2 separate regions of the Homo sapiens genome follow, and region 2 is linked to region 1. A link is a contact called in ENCODE Hi-C or POLR2A ChIA-PET data. All regions are on one chromosome and are shown on one strand. Each heading gives the region's core, a stretch centred on a gene start or an enhancer-like site at or near the end of the contact. The rest is flanking DNA. Distances are from core to core; before and after follow the strand shown.

What was found. Hi-C counts contacts between places; a loop is a spot of excess contacts on that map. ChIA-PET counts read pairs that join two places held with the same protein, here RNA polymerase II (POLR2A). Pooled maps may share reads with other maps.
Region 2: a loop to region 1 is called in a map of pancreas, with 2.8 times the contacts of the local background. The contact joins two enhancer-like sites. A Hi-C loop is called at or near these places in 107 of 168 maps with a recorded cell type or tissue (A673, B cell, CD14-positive monocyte and 61 more), 37 of 37 single-sample maps with no recorded cell type and 49 of 50 pooled maps. POLR2A ChIA-PET finds 5 or more read pairs at or near these places in 3 of 52 experiments (AG04450, K562 and Panc1).

Annotation. Positions count from the first base shown.
Region 1 is chr13:27,806,949-27,810,541 of GRCh38, reverse strand. No RefSeq gene overlaps it. Among named protein-coding and RNA genes, the nearest start is that of GSX1, 16 kb to the right of the region's middle. Within about 2 kb of position 1,506, at least 2 of the 41 ENCODE cell types and tissues checked have a DNase peak (open chromatin) inside an H3K27ac peak, as active enhancers do.
Region 2 is chr13:27,531,939-27,535,430 of GRCh38, reverse strand. No RefSeq gene overlaps it. Among named protein-coding and RNA genes, the nearest start is that of MTIF3, 83 kb to the right of the region's middle. RefSeq lists enhancers at 1,423-1,923, 1,924-2,424. Within about 2 kb of position 1,875, at least 2 of the 41 ENCODE cell types and tissues checked have a DNase peak (open chromatin) inside an H3K27ac peak, as active enhancers do.

The DNA of each region.
Region 1 (3,593 bases), core at 257-2,756:
GTTGCTGAGGTGGAATGCAGTACCAGGCTCAGAATATTTGTGTCCTGACAGCTACTCTGGTCTGTGTGCCCCGAGGTAAGTTGTTTCCACCTCTCTGCACTAAAGCTCATGTGGAAAACAGAGATCATAATACTAAAGAACTTGCAGGATCAAGGCTCTCCTTCAACCCTTCCCTCCTTCCACGTCCACCATGTGTGCTTCCAGCTCTCCTGAGTTCTCTTGACTGAAACTTGAGGCACTCAGCCTCCTGCAGCCAAGCCCATCTGGATTCCCTCAGAAGAACTTTCACCAGGGAGATTCAGGAAACTGCCTTCCTGCTGGTCGCCGCTTGTCCAGTCAGCGTTTTTCCAGTAACTCTTCAATGAAGGCTGCTCAGGCTAAGGCGTTGTCATGTAGAGATGTTTGCATTTTATGGGGGTCAGGGCTTTCATGGAAAGAGTGGACCTTGTATGAAGGATCCTGGCTCTGCAGCAGGGAAACGAGAGGGAAGTTTCTTGGCAGGGTGAAGGAGACCTTCGCTCAGATCACTGCAGTCAGGAGTTGGTTCTTGAGCCAGGTGTGTACCTGCAGGACCTCTGAGGCCAGTGCGGGGGATTGTGTGCTGCCTCTGAAGGACGCCGCCATGGAGCTGGCTCCCTGACCACTCTCGTTCCCTCACATGGCTCTTCCACACTGCAGCCAGTGAGTCCTTCAAACACAACCTGATGGTGCCAACCCCCTGCTGAGAACTCTGCAGTGAGTTCCATTGCCCTTAAAACAAAAACCACTATGCTCACTCTCATCAGCCAGGCTCAGCACCCCCTCTCCAGCCCTGCGTTTCCAGGAACTGCCCCCGCTCCTCACACTCCGGTTCCTGGGCCTTCTTTCAGTGCCTAGAGCATCCTGTGCTTTCTCACTGCAGGTCCTTTGCATGGGCTGGACTTCCCATCACTTCCTTCCCCACCTTGTCTGTGCCTCCTCAACTCCTCCACACCTGAAGATCTCAAGTCCCCCACAAGCCCTGTTAGGTTTCCTTCTTCTGCTCTCCTCATCTCACTGTGGCTTCTCCTCCAGCGTGTGGTGATTTGCTCAGTCTTTCTCCTTCATATTCTCAGGAGTGTCAGCCTCATAAATCCATAGTTCTGCTCACCATCACCTGATACATGGACAAGTTGGTGCTCAACGAATTAATATTGAATGAGCAATGCTTGCATCAGCAGGGAGGGGAGGTCTGAGTCAGCTGGGATGTTCCAGAAAGGATCAGGGGCTCAGTGGCTTTTTTGTTTTAATGGTAGACTAGAGTTTTATTACTACTCAAATCAGTCTCCCCAAGAATCAGGGATCAGAATATTTAAGGATAATTTGGTAGGTACAGGCTAGTGAGTGGGGAGTGCTGATTGGTCAGGTTGGAGATGAAATCATAGGGAATTGAAGCTTGTCCTCTTGCGCTGAGTCAGTTTCAGAGCCCAGGGGCAGAGGCTGAAACCACAGTGGTCTGTCCAGCAAAAGGTGGAGCCACGGAGGGAACTCAATCACTGCTGGAGATGCTGCCTGAAGGATCTGGGACTGTTCACATTACCTCTGCTTGGCTGAGCCTGGGCCTGCCTAGAGAAGCCAGACCTGCTCACAGCCCCAGAGAGGCAACTGTGTGCTGTCCTTCAATGCTGAAGCAGCCATCACAGTTCCCGTATCTGACAGAGGAGCTGACCCTGTGCGTAGGCTGTCTTTCTGCACGAACAGCAGATCTGAACACGTAATGGGCATATGCGTTTGCTTGGGCTGCCACAGTAGAAGTACCACAGGCTGGATAGTAAACAATAGAAATGTGTTTTCTCACAGTTCTGCAGGCTAGATGTCCAAGATCGAGGGGCTGGTAGCTTTGGTTTCTTCTGCAGCCTCTCTCCTTGCCTTGTAGAGGGCCAACTTCCCGGTGTGTCCCCACAGGGCCTCTCCTCTCTGTGTCTCTTTCTGTCCTAACCTCCTTTTCTCATAGTGATATCAGTCAGTTTGGATTAGGGCCCACCCTAATGGCCTCATTTCAACTTTGTCACCTCTTTAAAAGGTCCTATCTTCAAATACAGTCACATACTTAGGTACTGGGGGTCAGGGCTTCAACATATGAATTTGGGCGGGGGACAGAATTCAGCCCATAACAATAGGTTATGCCAGGATGCATGCCATGATTTGACCCCACATGGAGACATATGATTTGTCTTCACAACAGGAGACATAGAGAATATAAGGCAGACACGACAAACCTTGATTATTTTTTAATGAGACTATGTACAACATTTGCAGCTCCACAACCAAACTTCTACCCCCAAAAGTACCACATGCAGGGCCAGGGAGCATGTCGCCGATCTTACTCCCATCCCTGCTCCCTCATCAGTTCAGGTTACATCTCCCTCCTGGTGCAGAGGTGGAAGCCATCTTCCACCTCTGTGCCTATCCCAGCTTCCTCGGGGCAGGGGGACAGGTAGGTTACCTGTCAGGCAGAAGCCTTTGCATTCTGTTCATTCAGCTCAAACTGCCCCTTCTTGGAAGGGGACTGACATGTGGCTGTGGGAAAGCTGATCTCCTTTTCTGTAAAAGGAAACTTTGGGGCTGGCTTCTCAGACAATGGGCTCTTCAGAGAAGTGGGTTTTTTAGGGAAGGGTTTGCAAAAGGCATCAGGGTTAGTTTGAAGACAAAGGGGAAGTGTCTCTGTAAAGGGGGTGCAGTGGAGCTGTGGAGAGGTGACCCTTAAGGAGCTGGGAGAGGAGCCAGATCCCTATGGTGAGCTGGAGGGTGTGAGAGTTGCAGTGGCATGGTCTGTAAGCCGGAGGCAGAGGGAAGAGAGAGCACGCACTAAGAAAAACAATGCAAAGATTCTGTGCTCTTATTGAATTCATCTTGCTCCAGGTGAGAAGGAGAACATGAACCTAGGCACAGCCGGTGCTTGATGAGTGCCCACTGTGTGCCAGGCCCTGGGGACATGAAGATGAGGAAGACTCTGTCTCCTGCCTTGAGGAGAACCACTTAGCTAGAAGGGACAGATGGGCACACAGAGTGCCGTTCACTGTGGTCAGAGTGCCCAGCAAAGTGCCCAGCGTGGAAACCGTGCCCACGTACTCATGAGTCAAGGAGGAAGTGCTGTCCACAGCAGATGGGGTGGAGGGCCTTAACTCCACCTGGACAGGTCGGGAGGGCTTCCCAGAGGAAGCTGAGGAGGAGGTGGCCAGGCTGGGGGTGGAGGAACAGAGCATCCGGGCAGAGGGAGAGCATTCGGGAAGGCAGGAAGCAGCCAGAGGGCATGGGCACATCCAGGATTGGAACCCTGGCCTCTGCTGCGTTCTAATTGTGGCTGACATCTTTCTTCAGCCTTCTGTTTGTGCTTCAGGCCCCATGCGTTCCAGACCTAACTGGGCATGCCTGCTTGGATGGCCCTTTATAGTGTGCACAACCCTGTCAGGCATCCAAAAACCATGTGACTGGGAGTTTGGTATTAAGCTGTATTATTGAGTTCACAAACTCAACTTTCAGAAATCTAACCAAACAAGGGATTTGCAAAACAGTTTCAAACAGAGCAGAGCCAACTACATTTCCCATGACAATCAGCTTGTTTACCACCCCAA
Region 2 (3,492 bases), core at 626-3,125, 280 kb after region 1:
CAGCAGTTACAGTTCTGTGGAGCAGGAATTTTGCAAGGTTGCAAGCTGTGCTAAATCGGTGTCCCAATTTACTTTTTGACTTTGAAAATGATTAGCATTCTTGGTTTGTACTGTATTTCAGCCATCCTTGTTGTCTGAGATATTTGCTTTCAAATTTTCCGTTGTAGTGTCTAAACAGGAGAACTTCACTGGTCTCTTAATTGCTGCTCTTGGCTCTGAAGGTGCATATCTTGGCAGAAATTCTCAAGTGTACTTCAGGATTCAGAGACTGTGGAAGTTGAGAACTTGATATTGGAATTTGGTAAAAGATCTGAAGGACTCCAGGAATGCAGTATCTCAACCTGAAAAAAGTTTCTTCAGCTTCAGTGGTAAAATAAGATTACAACAGCTAACATTTGTTAAAAGTTGAGTATGCACCAAGCATCGTTCACATGTGTTTATCCATTCATTTCTCACGACAAGCTTCCAAAGCAAGTTTCATTAACTTTCCCAGTTCTACAGTCAGAGAGGACAGGCACAGAGAGGTTGGGTCTCAGAGCTGGAAGTTGTCGGGGGAGTCTGATTTCTGGGTTTAGAGCCCACCATGCTATGCTCTCTCCTGTGTTTAACACCAAGGCCACGCCAGGGCCCACACTAGATGCGGGCTTGATTCCTTTGTGAGCACTGGTCAGGGAGTCAGAAATCTGCACTCTGACCCTGCCTTTGACTCTGACTTCTGATCTGACCTTTGACTCTTGTTTGTCATGATCCTCTTGTCACCATCTGACATGAGGTGGCAGTAAAGGAAAGAAGGAAATAGTGCCCAGGTGGGACAGGCCCTGCTGCTGACTCAGCCGCTCCCTGGACAATCCCTGCCACTTGGAAAGAGTCTGTGATCTGCCACGGTTCTGATGTGTCTGCTGCCACTTCATGGTAAGAGCTATGCCCGATGCATGATTATTTTTACTTGGTCTTATAGATAGGATTTCCCATTTTCTTTCTTTTATTTCACCACCACTCCCAGGGGGCAAAAAAGGAACAATTACATTCTCACTTATTGTGGCAGCATCTTTTGCTTGAAATGACAGATTTGTTTGCTTTTCTAAAAAAAATTCTGGTTGGCCTAAGACTGTCAGATCTGCTGAGCTCATCATTGCTTCTCCTGCGGACTGGCTGATAAAGGGGCCTTCCTAGGAGTAAGAGATGCGAGAGCTCTGCTGTTTCCTTTGAGTTCACTTGTGCTCCCGTTACTAATGTTGCCAACCTACAGATTCTTTGCAACCATATTTTTAAAGCTACATATACATTTTTTCCAAATTAATTTAGTTAACACTGAATAATGAAATCCTTAAATCCACTTATCCGGGTGCACACAAAATATAGTAAGTGGCAACATGCTGAAGATGAATGAGTATGTGAGGGTGGGTGGCCTATCTCACCAACCTCATAACGTGTGGCTTTGACATTTGGAGTACGTGATGGTGCCAGCATCATCGATCTGGATTTTAACTAAAAATATATATACACATACATATGTATGTATGTATGTGTATATGTATGTATGTCTGTGTGTGTATGTATATGTATGTGTGTGTGTATATATATGTGTGTGTGTGTATATATATATACAGGGTGTGTATATATATATATATATATACAGGGTGTGTGTATATATATATATATACAGGGTGTGTATATATGTGTGTGTGTGTGTATATATATACACACACACATACACATATATATATATGCACATACATGCTGACACCCTGTCCCCGGTGCCTGCCTCCTTTGTCTCTGTCCCCATGCCAAGCAGTGTGCTGTCACCCCGCTTCAGTTTTGAGCAGAAGTGCACATGTGGTGCCACCTGTGGGAAGTGTGGTGGGGGTGGCCTTGCAGTCACTTGTCACTGCGTGAGCCACTCCCCTGGCCTCCTCTGCCGCTGTCCTTCCTCCTATGGGGGAAAAGGAGGTGGTTCTCTCACAGAACTGTGGCTAAAGGGTGACAGCCCTCACCAAAGGTGAGACTCATGAGCATCGGGAAGAAAGTAGCAGTGGAGTGTCCGGTTAGTTTTCTCTGCGGACTGGAGCAGCCGGGCATCAGAGCCCTGGGAGCTCGGGCACCACCAGTGGTCAGCGCTGGCCCTGGACGTCCCTAGTTCACTGGGCCGCGTTTCAGCGCCCTCTGCTGGCTCGATGGACTGGCCGCCCTCGCTTGCAGCTCCCCGGTGTTTGCAGCCTGTTTGCAGCCGGTGGCTCCCGGTGCAGGAGGTCAGGGAAGCTGCAGCAGGAAGGGTTGGATATCTGAGGCCACAAACAACTTACATATATGAAGGGAGTGCGTCTGTCCCCTTCCCATGTGGCATGAAGAGCCTCACAGTTGGAATAAAATAGCAAAGCAAGATGTGCAAACATTGTCGACCTTCCCCGTGGCCATTTCTCTATCCCTGGGTAACTCAGACCGCAATTTGTCCTGCTCCCTGCATGTGAGTTTCGCTTCTATGGTATAGGGCTCTTTGAATGTCAATGTTATTGAGGTTTTGATAATTACGCACCTTCAAAAGATGTTCAATGTAATAATGATCATACTCCTCTAAAAAAGCCTCAGATTAAAAGCTTTTGCTGGCTCTTTAGACCGTGGGCCTGCAATTACAGAAAATGAACTGCATTTTAGCCTTCCATTGAAATTAATAACAACGGTTCCCCAGTTGACTCTGTGAATAGTTAATGGAACGAACAGGATACTTCAGTACAATATGGGTTGGAAAGCCATTTGAGTGAGATTCTGGGTTTCAAATGGGAAAATAATTCATGCAATGCAAACCTGTTTCATATGCGCTCTGTAGAGTAGGTGTTTCTCTGGAATAAAAATCTAACTATTTAACAAATGATTAACCATACCTCAGTCATCATGAACTCTCATGAAAACTGAACTCAGGTACGTGAGCTAACACATGGTATCCAGTGCTGCAGAAGACCTGAGAGGACAGAGATGGACCTCCTTATTTGACAATGAAGAAACAGAATTAGCGAGGTGGGGCTTTGGAGGCCAGCAATCCTGACAAAGGAGCTGCCTAGAACTGACCCTTTAACCCTCTGGCAGTGCAGGGTAAGGGAATCTTTGGACTATGGGGAGACTGGGATATGGAGGTTGAGGACAAAAGATTGTGTGGTCCAGAGTGTTCTCTGGCTGGGGTCCCCATTTCAATTTATAAGAATAAAACCTAAAAAGCAATTAAAATTATGTTGAATTCAGCAAAGTTACAGGATACAAAATCAGCACACAAAAACTAGTTGCATTTCTAAACACTAACAATGAACAATCCCAAAAGGAAGTTAAAATAATTTCATTTACAATAGCATTATAAAGAATAAAATATTTAGGAATAAACTTGAACAAAGAGATGAAAGACATGTACACTGAAAACTACAGGATATTGCTGAAGGAACTTAAAAAAGACATAAATAAACGGAAAGACATTTTCTGTTCATAGATTGAAAGACTTCGTATTGT